Regions from separate parts of the Homo sapiens genome. Here all the other regions are linked to region 3. A link is a contact called in ENCODE Hi-C or POLR2A ChIA-PET data. All regions are on one chromosome and are shown on one strand. Each heading gives the region's core, a stretch centred on a gene start or an enhancer-like site at or near the end of the contact. The rest is flanking DNA. Distances are from core to core; before and after follow the strand shown. Region 1 holds the start of L3MBTL2-AS1 (L3MBTL2 antisense RNA 1). Region 2 has its middle 51 kb from the start of SHISAL1. Region 3 holds the start of TSPO (translocator protein).

Region 1 (4,044 bases), core at 1,545-4,044, 1.9 Mb after region 3:
CCACCGGGCCTAGCTTGGGGAAGGTATGTTCTTAAGCCTTCTCTTTTCTCTAGCCTAAGCTGGACTTCTGGCACCTATACTTCCAGGCAAGTGGATTCCTGTTGTCCACAACAGTCCTAGCCAAACAAATTCATGCTCCTAGTTCGGAAAGCATTATGGAATGGTGCTGAGAGTTAATTCTCTATAACCTGATCATCCTTGGAATGAATTTTACTTTTTAAATTTTTTCATTTTTTATAGAGACAGTATCTCACTATATTGCCCCGTCTGGTCTCGAACTCCTGAGCTCAAACAATCCTCCTGCCTCTGCCTCCAAAGTGCTGGGATTAGAGGTGTGAGCCACGAAACCTGGCCCTGGAACAAACTTTAAAAATTGGGGTTTCCAGCCAGGCACGGTGGCTCACGCCTATAATCCCAGCACTTTGGGATGCAGAGGATCACCTGAGGTCAGGAGTTTGAGACCAGCCTGGCCAAGATAGTGAAACCCCGTCTCTACTAAAAATACAAACATTAGCCGTGTGTGGTGGCCAGGTGGCCTGTAGTCCCAGCTATTCGGGAGGCTGAGGCAGGAGAATCGCTTGAACCCAGGAGGTGGAGGTTGCAGTGAGCCGAGATCGTGCCACCGTACTCCAGCCTGGGTGACAGAGCAAGACACCATCTAAAAAAAACAAAATAACAAAAACAAACAAAAAAATTTGGGGTTTCCAAGCCTGCCAAGCTCTGTGTTCCCTTCTCCGGTAAAAGAATCCTTAGAAGTGGGGCAAAAATTCCAGTGGGTGGGATTTTTGTTTTATGAAGCCAACTCCTGCCTACAACACTGTTCACCCATCTAGAGATGTCACTCTGCAGACACATCCCTGGCCCTGCCCTGGCCAAACACTCACCTGCTGTCTGGATGACAGAGGCGATCCAGTACACCCGGCTGGGGAGCACAGCATCACTGTTGAGCACCTCCACCTTCATCCCTTTCATCACATCCTCCCACTGGTCATAGAGTGGGACCTGTGTGGCGATGAGAGTGTACCGAGAGAGTGAGCTAACTGTGCTAGCAGGGGAGACAGACTGCCTCACGGCCTCAGTCAAGTCCTCGTTTGCACCTCAACTTTTCACATCACCCACTGTGTGCAGAACCAGCTACTAGAGATAAAGAGATGAGGTCTCCTGTCCTTGAAGAGCTAAGCCGGGAGTAGAGGTGGAGGTGGTGGGATGCAGGGTGATGGCTAGAGACCCAGAGTCAGACAGAACCGAGTCCTAAAATCTTTATAGGACTGGTTTCTTACTGTATCATTTTGGGCACATGATGCCTTGGTGAGCCTCGATCCCTTCGTCCCTGTGCCAGCCCGAGCAATGGCAGGGCGCTGATATTAGCACAAATATACTTTCCTTCAATCATCATACAAACCTGGGCTGTGGGCATTATGACCCCCTTGTTTACACACAGCCATCCACCTGCAAGTTTACTCTCTACCTCCCCTCCTACTGAAATGCTCCAGGGGGCCAGGCATGGTGGCTCACGCCTGTAATCCCAGCACTTTGGGAGGCCGAGACGGGCGGATCACCTGAGGCTGGGAGTTCGAGACCAGCCTGACCAACATGGAGAATCCATGTCTCTACTAAAAATACAAAATTAGCCGGGCGTGGTGGTGGCACATGCCTGTAATCCCAGCTACTCCGGAGGCTGAGGCAGGAGAATCGCTTGAACCTGGGAGGGGGAGGCTGCTGTGAGCTGAGATAGTGCCATTGCACTCCAGCTCTGGGCAACAAGAGTGAAACTCCCATATCGAAAAAATAAATAAAATAAAATAAAGTGCCCCAGGACAGCACTGGACTGTTTCAGTTGCCTTCCCAGTACCTAATCCTCACTTTCCTGCCAATGGTACTTTTGATTCTCCTTTGGGAGAATCACTTTTTTTAGAGTCTTGCTCCGTCACCCAGGCTGGAGTGCAGTGGCGCAATCTCAGCTCATTACAACCTCCGCCTCTCAGGTTCAAGGGATTCTCCTGTCTCGGCCTCCCAAGTAGCTGGGATTACAGGTGCCTGCCACCACTTCCAGCTAATTTTTGTATTTTTAGTAGAGATGGGGTTTCACCATGTTGGCCAGGCTGGTCTCGAACTCCTCACCTCAGGTGATCCACCCGCCTCGGCCTCCCAAAGTGCTGGGATTATAGGGGTAAGCCACTGCGCCTGGCCAAATTCACCTTTTTTATTCTCAGCCCTGGCTTCAGCCAGTTGAGGTATCCCATTCCATCTCCCTGGTCACTTGAGTTTAGTTCATCACAGAACCCGGACACAGTTGCGCTAGCCCAGGCACGCAGGGGCAGGCTTTTTACAAAGCAAATTGGATTATATGTGTTAGACACAAGGATGATGCAACTCCCTGGAAATGAAAATGCTGAAACTATTAGAGAATTCAGGGCAAAAAAGAGGCTCCCCCTCCAGCAGGAAGGAGGTGCACCTTCATTAGCCATTCAGAGACGAGAGGAGTGAGTTAGCTGAGTCAAGAAGCAGCTGTCATTGTTCAGGGCACTCCCCAGAGTTCAGTGGCAGTTCTGAAAGGAGGAGAGGAAGTGGCTTACTCTGGGTAAAAGACTCCCTACTTCCTCAAGACTAAAGAGGCCTCCTCCTGGATTTCCCGGAGCTTAGGGACGTGGTGTGAAGACAAAACAAGAGTGCTGTTGTGGGCTCTGCTCTCCCGGCCTGCAGGCTCCACACGTCACAGCTGCTGGATATTCGGTTCTTGCGCTCAAGCCCCGCCCCTAAGGGCCTTGCCCTTCGTTCTGGCTTTTACATGATCCGCATCGAGGAGCCTTTTACAGAAGTGGCTCCAGGAGCATCCACATCTGCCTCTCGGGGCCCACGGGGCCCAGGCCAGCTACAGAAGCACCCTGCTTTCCATGGGAAAATGCTGCAAATGGGGGAGAAAGGAGAGAAGGGTTTCAGACTGCAAAGACCCTTCGACATCAGCTAGCACCAAGTTCCATCATGTAAATAAACTGAAGGGCTTCAGACCGGGAGTGAAGCCAAGCAGGTGATAGAAGTGTTTGTAGGAGGATTTTTTTGACATAAACATGAAATGGAGCGAGTGGTAACGCCATCCGTCTCCTGCCCAGACCTCCCCACTGTCACTGTCCAGCCTGAAGCCGCCCTGGTGAAGCAGGTGGAGGAGCAGCTCCAGGCCCGGCTCCCCGGCCTCCCTCCCTCAGCTCCAGGGCACTCACGTGCTTGAAACAGCTGACGGGAGCAGCCTTGTAACTGTGATCCTTCAGGAACTTCCCCCAGTCGAAGCCCAAGACCAGAGCTGCAGAGCAGAGAGGACGAGTCAGACTAGGAGCCTGCGCAGCAGCCACTCCAGGAGCCTGGACCCCAAGGGCCCTGTGGGACCTGCAGAGGTAGGTCCCCCACCCCCAGCAGCCCCTCTCACAGCGCTGCCCACGACACCCTCCTTCACTCCCATACCTGATCCACCAGTGGCCATGAGGGACCACTGTTGAGGACTGAATTGAAAGGTGGCAAGACTCTCAGGAGTAGAGGAACATTCAAAGGGAAATTTCTCGCCCTTCTTCCCCCAAAGGGGAAAACTGAAATATCCCTGGGCTTAAATTCCTCCCTCCGCCCTGAACCTGATTGGCCACACCCAATCTAAATGTGGGGGAGGGGGTGCGCACACACCAGGGCCCCTCCAACTGAGCTCCGGCCTGCTGAGCTCAATTTCAGTTAGAAACTCAGAACAATGATAGCAGAGTTGCTTTATGCATACATTTAACTTGCTTAGCAATTGCTACACACTCAGAGAGAGGCTCCTTTCCTTATCCCACCACCCCTCTCCAAACCTGCCTTCAAACCATATCTGGGCCTTCGTTGCCCCAGGGAAACAGAAACCAAAAGGATAAAAGCAAAGAGAAACAAAAACAGCCAATTCTTGGCTTTTGAATTATCATGGGTAGGAGTCCTGATAATTTAAGGGTGTTTGAAGGCATTTTTCTGGGTAATTTCCACAATACCCAACAGGTGAGGAAGATGCAATCCGCAGTGACCCTGACTTAG
Region 2 (4,233 bases), core at 1,516-4,015, 1.2 Mb before region 3:
GTTGTGGGAAGACTCAATGAGATAATGTGTGTAAAACACTGAAAACCATGGGTGGCTCACAGAGTGTGCACCTGGCACACAACAGCTGTCGCCGTCATAACCAAAACACAGGTTCCATTGCTTGCCCCTTGCAGAGTTCAATTAACAAGACTGAGGTCCAATATAAAGAAAGTCACTTTTTATTCCCAAGCTAGCTTAGGGGAAGAAGTACAGGCTTCCTGCCTTAAGGCTTGACTTTTGGAGCAGAAGGCAAGTGCTTTTTGAAGGGGGCCTAACATGAACGGCACACAGGGAGGAAGCGAGCAGGTTTGGGGGGTCTGTGCGCTAACTTGGTGCTTTATCTACCAGGCGGTGGTAAAACTGGTGACTGCTGGCACCTTCATGGGCAGGACTAGGTTGTAAAGCAGCTGAAAACTCTCCAGGTGGGAGAGAGTTTCGTCACGGACATCCTTTGGATCGTCGATGGACTGTTATCTCCCGAGGCAACCTCCTGGTGGGTGAGAGTTCCACTCTGGAGTGTCTAAGCACATAGCTAGATGGACTTGGCCTGTAGCAAGCCTCAGGTGCAGGGGAGGCAAAAGGTTATAATTGCATTTCTAAAGGGATAAGTAGGAAGTAGGGAATAAGGGGAATCAGAGAAAAGAGAAAGATAATAAAAAATAATAACTCATTATATTTTTCTTAGAAAAGTGGGGATACTTGGTTAGACTGTTATTACTCATACCCAGGCCTCCTGCTCCCAGCTCCATGATTTTTCCTTGGCCCTGTGTGACAGGTCTCTGTCTTCGGAACGTGGGGAGGTTTTCTCGGAAAATCCCTCCCACATCTTTCTTGGGATTCTGGTTTCACTGTTTGAGATGAATTCCTTTGAGATCAAAGTTGTCTCCACCTGCAAATGGGAGTTCCACCAGATGACGTGTGATGCTTGCAAAGTGCTGCGGGGCGCGGGGCTCCTAGCAGGTCCTCCATCCATGCAGCTGGCATTAGCATCATGGAGACGGGGAGGGGATGAATCAACAGACACGCAAGTGTGTCTGCTGGGAAGCAGCACCACAGGCCAGGAAGGGTACCCGCTGGGGCCAGCCTGCCCCATCCGATTCCAGCTCTGCTGTGTGCTGGCTGTGTGACCCTGGGGCATCCTTTAGCCTCTCTGTGCCTCAGTGGCTCCCTCTGGAAAGCAAGCATGGTAACAGGCTCCACTCAAAGGGCGCCTGTGACAATTCAACAAGTTTAACATCCATACAGCACTTTATTCATTCTTTCTCAATTCCCCCCTTCACTCCTGTCTGGCAGACTCACTCTCCCCCCTTGCAAGGAACTGCAGCTATTTCACGTCGTTTTTCCAGGGGCTTTGGGTAATGCAAAGTCCAGGCGGCTCTTGTATTAAATTTGAGACTCTTAGAATTTAGAGTTTCCTCCTCCGCCAGCTCAGCTCAGCTCAGCTCCGCATAGTCCAGGGATCGGGGAGGGGTGCGGTCAGTTTCTCCTCTGTCCCCTCCCTCTTGCTGGGTGTTGCTCTTGCCCCTCCAGGGCTGGGCCTGCCCAGGGAAGCAAGGAAGGATTTTTTTGGCAGGGGAGCGGGGGCGCCGGGTCTCCCTGGACAGACACGGCTGTGAGCTGAGGCTGGGCCTCTTGGGTGGTCCTGGAGACCCTCCCCATGGGTTCCTGATTGGCAATGCCGCCCCCTGCTCCAGCTTCCAGGATCCACCCTTTCTTCTGGGTCCAATTTGGCTGAAAGAACAAGTCCTTTTGTCCCACAGCTCCTAGAGTAGCCCAGAGTTTGTTCCCAGACCTTAGCATAAACCCCAAGATGTCCCCAGGGGACAGTTGTTAAGCACTTGGCTGGCTGGCTGGCACCCCTCATCCTTCTCCTTAAGCAGCTACCAGCTCATGTTGCACCCTTGTACCAATTACAGTCAGGCCCCTTCCTCCAGGGTGACCTCCTGGCTTGGCTTGTGGGGGATGGCTCAGTCCTACCCCCATTCGCACCCCAGCCAAGGCCCCACTGACAACCTTAGGGGCCGCTGCCTAGAGGGACTTCTGCTTGAACCCCAGCAGCCACGGGCCCTGGGCTGGCTTCTCTGGCTGACTCAGGAGGCTGTCCCCAGCGCCTCCATCCCTGTGCTCCGTCCTCCCACTGTGCTCCCCTCATTTCGGCATTTATCGCTCTGGCCTGGAGGTCACTCCTTCCATGCATGTCTTCAAAGGCAGAAACCGTGTCCTGGGCAGGCTCTGGCACAGAGTGGCAGTTCCATAAATAACCAGATGAAGCCTCTGTCCCCCGGGGATGGGGGTGTGTGACCTGGGATGTGGCAGTCCCAGGGCCTCTTCCCTGTGCCTGAGGCCCAGCCCCTCCTTCCTCAGGTCAGGGCGAGCCCCCCCAGGGGGAGGTGGGGTCAGGATGATCCCACCACTGCAATTATAAATGCGGCAGGATGGAGGATGGGGTGAGCAGGGGCTGAGGGGAGCCACTCTGATGATTGACAGGGAGTATCCAGGGTGGACAGGTTGCCCTGCCTCTGGACCTTGGTGTTCTCATCTGTGAAATGGGGGCAGTGAGCCAGGCCCGTTTAAGTCAGGGGACTCTGGGCTCCCTCACACAACTAGCGCTCCTGTGGGGACGCTTGGCCTGTCTCTTGGCCAGCCCAGAGCGGCCGTCTGGCTCAAGTGCTGACTCAAAGTGCGTCAGACAAGGGGCCAGAGCGGGATTCCCGGAATGCCCTGGAAAAGTGCTGGCTACCGTCCAGGCGCCGCCGCCAACCATGTGGAGTCTCTCTCATTCCACAGGGAACCCTCATTACTCTCCGGACTGGCGTTCCTGATCCAGCCGGGCTGGCCCTTCCAGAGGGCTGGGAGCCATCAGGGCCGGGGCTGTGGCGAGCAGAGGGATGTGCCAGGTGGTCGTCGTGGCCTCATGTCCTGGGTGTGAGCCTGGGCTGGTCTGAGAGCACTTGGGGCTCGCTCACGCAGGCTGCTGAGCTGGGGGCTCCTAAGCCAGTGACACAGGGCCATGGAGGAAGGAAGGAGCCGGGGTGAGTCACCATGCCTTGAGGGCCCCAAGTCCTAGGGTGAGGTCCTTCATCAGACACTCATAGTCAGGCACCAGGGGCTGCAGATGGCCCCATGCTCCCCGCCCTCCCTGCCCCCACAAAGCCGGCAGTCCACCCAACGAGGCCGAGTCTCTGGAATCAGGCCACATCTCTCTCAGCAACACAAGGCAGCTCCTGGTGGGGAGCGGGGGAAGCCCATTTTACAGATGAGGACACTGGGGCTTAGCAGGTCTAGGGGACTTACTGCAGACCCCGCAGCCAGGACGTAGCAGGGCCACTCGCTCATTCAGTCCTTCAACTACCGTGGGCTGAGAGGCAGGATAGCCAGCGTCTGCACACTTGGGCTAGGAGCCCAGCAGTGCCAGGGGTGACTCCTGGCACCCCCACGTTCTAGGCGTTTACCTTGGACAAGTCACAGCCCCTCTGGGCTTCAGATTCTTTATCTGTGAAATGGGTCTGACACAGTATTTGCCATGGGCATTGAGCATGGTATAAGCCAGCCCATGTCAAGGGCTCAGGGTGTGGCCAGCACACAGCCAGTGGGTGCCCATGTTTGCTGCTATGGTCAACTGGATGGAGCCTTGTGCTGGGTCCTGGGTGCTGGGAAGGGAAGTGAGGGAGACCAAATCCCTGCCTTTGAGATGTTCTTTAGTCTTGTGTGTAAAATAGGGACAAAAATATCTAGCTTCCTTAGGAAGAAAAATAAACAAGATAACTTACAGAAAGCATTTCTTGGAGCCAGGCGCTGCTTGGAGGGTCATTCAATAGGCATCGGTCACCTTCTGCATTTCCCTGGGTGTAACTTTCAGACCAACTGGTGTAAGCTACTTTGGACTCCATTGAATGGACCCACCAGGGCTCACTCAACTGCTTGTTCCTCTATGTGGTTTTTCAACCAGGATGCTACGGCCGAAAGTATCTTTGGAACTAGAGCGTCCCTAAGAACAGTCCCTGGAGGCAGAAGCCGGGCCCTGGCTATAACTAACCCCTGGCTGTAACTAACCCCTGGCTGTAACTAACCCCTGGCTATAACTAACCCCTGGCTGTAACTAACCCCTGGCTATAACTAACCCCTGGCTGTAACTAACCCCTGGCTATAACTAACCCCTGGCTATAACTAACCCCTGGCTGTAACTAACCCCTGGCTATAACTAACCCCTGGCTGTAACTAACCCCTGGCTAT
Region 3 (4,607 bases), core at 792-3,291:
GCGGGTGGATCATGAGGTCAGGAGATCGAGACCATCCTGGCTAACAAGGTGAAACCCCGTCTCTACTAAAAATACAAAAAATTAGCCGGGCGCGGTGGCAGGCGCCTGTAGTCCCAGCTACTCGGGAGGCTGAGGCAGGAGAATGGCGTGAACCCGGGAAGCGGAGCTTGCAGTGAGCCGAGATTGCGCCACTGCAGTCCGCAGTCCGGCCTGGGCGACAGAGCGAGACTCCGTCTCAAAAAAAAAAAAAAAAAAAAAAAAAAGAAAACACAAATAAGCCAGGAACAGTGGCTCATGCCTGTAATCCCAGCACTTTGGGAGGCTGAGGTGGGAGGATCGCTTGAGCCCAGGAGTTCTGCAGGAGACTGCAGTGAGCTATGATTGCATCACTGCACTCCAGCCTGCATACCAGAGTGAGACCCTGTCTCAAACAAACAAACAAAAACAAGAAAGGAAGGAAGGAAGGGGAAGAAAGAAAAAAAGAGAAAGAGAAAGGAAAGAAGGAAGGAAGGAAAGAAAGAAAGAAAGAGAAAGAAGAAAGAGAAAGAAGGGGTGGGAAGGGGAGGGGAGGGAGGGAGGAAGGAAGGACGGAAGAAAGGAAGAAAGCAAGCTAAAGTGAAAAGTAGGCTCCCTCCCTGCGAGCCCAAGCCCCTCACCCCAGCTGGAGAACCCGCTGTGAATACTTTCTGGTAGATCCAGCCAGACATCCTGCCTCACGCCAGGCACAAGTGTGTACAGACGACAGGACACAGCACATGTGCACACACACACTCCCAGGAAAGAAAGTGGTCCTCGGGGCACAGTGGAGAAGGCAGGCTGGGATCAGCCTGCACGGGTTCTGGCCCTGGCTCCACCGCGCCAGCTGCGTGACTCTGGACAAAGGCTTCTTTGGCAAGCCTCAGTTTCGCCGAACCTCCCTGTGGGGCTGCCAGCAGCCAGGTGGAGACTCAGGGGCCGCCTTCCCCTGCTGGGCTGAGGCTGGCTCTCCTGTCCTTGCCACACGGCCCCTTTCACCGCCAGTGGAAACCTGCCTCAGGCTGCCCTGTCCCGGGCCCCACCGACTCCACAGAGACGCCGGGCCTCGCCCACTGTTCTGGCAGTAGGCCTTCATGGGCAGGGCTTGCTGTGTGCCAGGCAAGCTGGGCGGCTGCTTCCTGTACACCACCTCCCCTGATATCCTCGCCCTGCCTGAGCCCATTCTGGGACAGCCTCAAGTCCTGTCTCTCCTGCCATCCAGCCCAGGGCACGCTGCTGGTATCCCGTAGCCCTGGCCCCTGGCAGGCTGGCCAGAGGGGCTCCAGGCCCACGCCAGGCCATGGCCTCTGGCAGCTGCCCTGGCCAGCAGCGCGTTCACAGCAGGAAGCCCCCGCTTCTCCTACCTGGGCTCCGGCTTCTTTGCAAGGGGTAGGGGAAGCAGACAGGTCCCAGAGGCTGCTCGGCTCACAGTAAGACCCGTCTAGGCTGCAACGCACCTGAGCCCCGCACTGGGAATCGAGGGCCAGGGGGCCTCTAACCGGCTTTGGGCAAAATAAACTTCCCCGATCTGGACTGTTCTCCACTACGAAACGGGGTGTCTCGGAGATCAAGAGCCCGAGGTCTCCCAGATATTCTGAGACCCTCAAGGGAGTTCCGCCTGGGATTGCCCATCCGCGGAATGGGCAGGAGAGGGAGCGTCGGCCACTCCTGGGACCGCGCTTCCTGCAGGAGAAGCCACGCGGCCAAGGGCTGGGCGTGGCAGGGTTGTCCAAGTTTTCCCTCCCGAACCCCCAGCCGGAGGCGGCCCGCGCTGGAACCCCGGCCGCGGAGGCCCAGACTCTGCTGCCCGCCGCCCCCTGACCCGGTAGCCGAGCCCCAAGTGCTGCCCCGGGTCGCCCCCTCGGGTGTCCAGTCTGCGGCTCCGGCCTCAGTTTCCCTCTGTCCCGCGGCGCTGCCAAGAGTCGCAGCCATGCGGGCCCCCACTTCCCGCTGCCCCCTCCGCGTCCCGTCCTCACTCACCAGCGGCGAGGGCACGCTCCGGGAAGGGCACTGCCTGGCAGGAGTTAGCCAGGCCGCTGTCCCCGCATCCGCCCCGCCCCTCCCAGCCGCCAGGCCCCGCCCCTCTCAGTCGCCCGGCCCCGCCCCGCCCCGCCTGGCAGCCCGGGCACTGGGCCCACTCGCGTCCCCGCGGGACCGGGAGCTCACTCCTCAAAGCCACCTCTCCCGCGGGACGCGCTTCTGCCTCCCCCCGGCCGCGAGCAAGTCTCTCGGCTCCTCCTCCTCCCCATGGTGACCGGTGACGGCCGCCCGGCCAGACCCAACATCTAAAACGTTGCCGTGTGTCCAACGGCGTGTCGTTTGTCGTCTCTTCTAGCCTCACTTTTCCCATCTATAAAATGCAGCAACAAGACCGATCTCCGAGTGGGGAATTACCTCTCCTGAGGCCAAGGCCCTGAGCGTCCTGCTGCCCAGCAGCCTTGGCCCCATTTCCGGAGCACCCCAGTTCCTTGAGCTGTTGACGCAGGGCACGGAGGCAGCGCGCTGCACTCTTAGTCCTGGCCCAGCCACTTTCTGACTGGCTCTCTGGGCCTCCATCTCCTCATCTGTAAAATGGGCACAAAGTCGTGGGACTGATGAGGCCGCAACGCGGTGATGCAGGCAGGACACCCCTCAGATGCTCGGCGCTCAGTGAGGGGAGGCTGCCATCATCACAGCCCAGAGGTGGCCTCCAGCTGCCCAGGTCCACTCCCATGCAGGGTGTGTCCAGCCCCAGGCCCTTGGCACTATGGCTGTCTTGCTGCAGTTCAAGGCTGTCCCAGCTCCCTCCAGACAACTCAGCCTGGCAACGCCCCATCAGCCTGAACCAGCCACGTTGGCCCAAACTGATCCTGCAGGGTCCAAGGAGAACTGTGGCTACTTCTACCCAGACACAGAAGCCAGGAGCCTCCTTGGGGACCAGCCAGGCTGCAGTATGGCTTTCCTAGGACCTGGCATTTTTGCCTTTGTGAGCCTCTTCCTCTATTAAAAAACAAACATACATAAATCTATTTTTTACTGTGTTGGCCTGAAGACAAGGATAACCCAGGCTTGGTTCCATTCTTCATTCATCTTTTTCTTCTGGGTTTCTTTTTTTTTTTTTTTGAGACGGAGTTTCGCTCTTGTCTCCTAGGCTAGAGTACAATGGCACAATCTCGGCTCACTGCAACCTCTGCCTCCTGGGTTCAAGTGATTCTCTCCTCCCTCAGCCTCCCGGTAGCTGGGATTACAGGCGCCTGCCACCATGCCCGGCTAATTTTTGTATTTTTAGTAGAGATGGGGTTTCACCATGTTGGCCAGGCTAGTCTCGAACTCCTGACCTGAAGTGATCCACTGCCTCGGCCTCCTAAAGTGCTAGGATTACAGGCGTGAGCCACCGCACCTGGCAGCTTTGTTTTTTTTTTTTTTTTTCTTTTTTAAAATTCCTTCTGGCCAGGCACGGTGGCTCATGCCTGTAATCCCAGCACTTTGGGAGGCCGAGGTGGGTGGATCACTAGGTCAGGAGTTCGAGACCAGCCTGGCCAACATGGTGAAACCCCATCTCTACTAAAAATACAAAAATTAGCTGGGCATGGTGGTGTGTGCCTGTAATCCCAGCTACTTGGAAGGCTAAGGCAGGAGAATCTCTTGAACCCAGGAGGCAGAGGTTGCAGTGAGCTGAGACGGTGCCACTGCACTCCAGCTTGGTGACAGAGCGAGACTCCGTCTCAAAAAAAAAAAAAAAAAATCCCTTCTTAGCCGGGCGTGGTGGCTCACACCTGTAATCCCAGCACTTTGTGAGGCCGAGGCCGGTGGATCACCTGAGGTCAGCAGTTCGCCACCAGCCTAACCAACATGGTGAAACCCAGTCTCTACTAAAAATACAAAAATTAGCTGGGCATGGTGGCAGGCGCCTGTAATCCCAGCTACTCAGGAGGCTGACACAGGAGAATCGCTTGAACCGGGAGGTGGAGGTTTCAGTGAGCCAAGATCACGCCATTGCACTCCAGCTTGGGTGACACAGTGAGACTCTTTCTCAAAAAAACAAAACAAAAAATAAAATAAAATAAAAATAAGACACACATGTGGCTGGTTGCAGTGGCTCACGCCTGTAATCCTAGCACTTCGGGAGGCCGAGGCAGGCAGATCACTTCAGGTCAGGAGTTGGAGACCAACCTGGCCAACACGGTGAAACCCCATCTCTACTAAAAATACAAAAATTAGCTGGGCGTTGTGGCGGGCACCTTTAATCCCAGCTACTCGGGAGGCTGAAGCATGAGAATCACTTTAACCCGGGAGGTGGAGGCTGCAGTGAGTCGTGATCACACCTCTGCACTCCAGCCTGGGTGATAAAGCAAAACTCAATTTAAAAAAAAAAAAAAAAACCACACACGTGTACACATTACAACAATAATACCAGGTGTGCCCATTCCCCAGTTATGACCAGAACATTACGAGAGTCCTAGGAGCGCCCTGGTGACCTCCCCAGCGATTCCTCCCCTCCCCAGAGATCACCTTTACTTTGACTTGGGTTGATCACGCCCTTGCTTTCCTTTAGGGTTTTATGAATCCCACCCGGGTGTGTTTCCCTGAGTACTATGTGTGCAGAGAGGCAG

What was found. A loop is a pair of places that touch in the nucleus more often than their neighbours do. ChIA-PET counts read pairs that join two places held with the same protein, here RNA polymerase II (POLR2A).
Region 1: a loop to region 3 is called in a map of sciatic nerve, with 28 times the contacts of the local background. The contact joins the promoter of L3MBTL2-AS1 here to the promoter of TSPO in region 3. A Hi-C loop is called at or near these places in 1 of 168 maps with a recorded cell type or tissue (sciatic nerve). POLR2A ChIA-PET finds 5 or more read pairs at or near these places in 1 of 52 experiments (activated CD8-positive, alpha-beta memory T cell).
Region 2: a loop to region 3 is called in a map of breast epithelium, with 11 times the contacts of the local background. The contact joins the enhancer-like site here to the promoter of TSPO in region 3. A Hi-C loop is called at or near these places in 1 of 168 maps with a recorded cell type or tissue (breast epithelium). POLR2A ChIA-PET finds 5 or more read pairs at or near these places in 2 of 52 experiments (BJ and WTC11).

The regions. Positions count from the first base shown.
Region 1 is chr22:41,216,377-41,220,420 of GRCh38, reverse strand. It overlaps L3MBTL2-AS1 (L3MBTL2 antisense RNA 1), which reads left to right and starts at 2,794. Exons shown (of 3, transcript NR_148200.1): 1 at 2,794-3,389. L3MBTL2 (L3MBTL histone methyl-lysine binding protein 2) reads right to left here. Exons shown (of 17, transcript NM_031488.5): 5 at 3,219-3,298; 6 at 885-1,002. RefSeq lists enhancers at 1,226-1,922, 1,923-2,620.
Region 2 is chr22:44,362,208-44,366,440 of GRCh38, reverse strand. No RefSeq gene overlaps it. Among named protein-coding and RNA genes, the nearest start is that of SHISAL1, 51 kb to the right of the region's middle. Within about 2 kb of position 2,765, at least 20 of the 41 ENCODE cell types and tissues checked have a DNase peak (open chromatin) inside an H3K27ac peak, as active enhancers do; they include breast epithelium, where a contact is called at or near this core.
Region 3 is chr22:43,148,993-43,153,599 of GRCh38, reverse strand. It overlaps TSPO (translocator protein), which reads right to left and starts at 2,041. Exons shown (of 4, transcript NM_000714.6): 1 at 1,996-2,041. RefSeq lists an enhancer at 1,349-1,448 and a silencer at 2,070-2,289.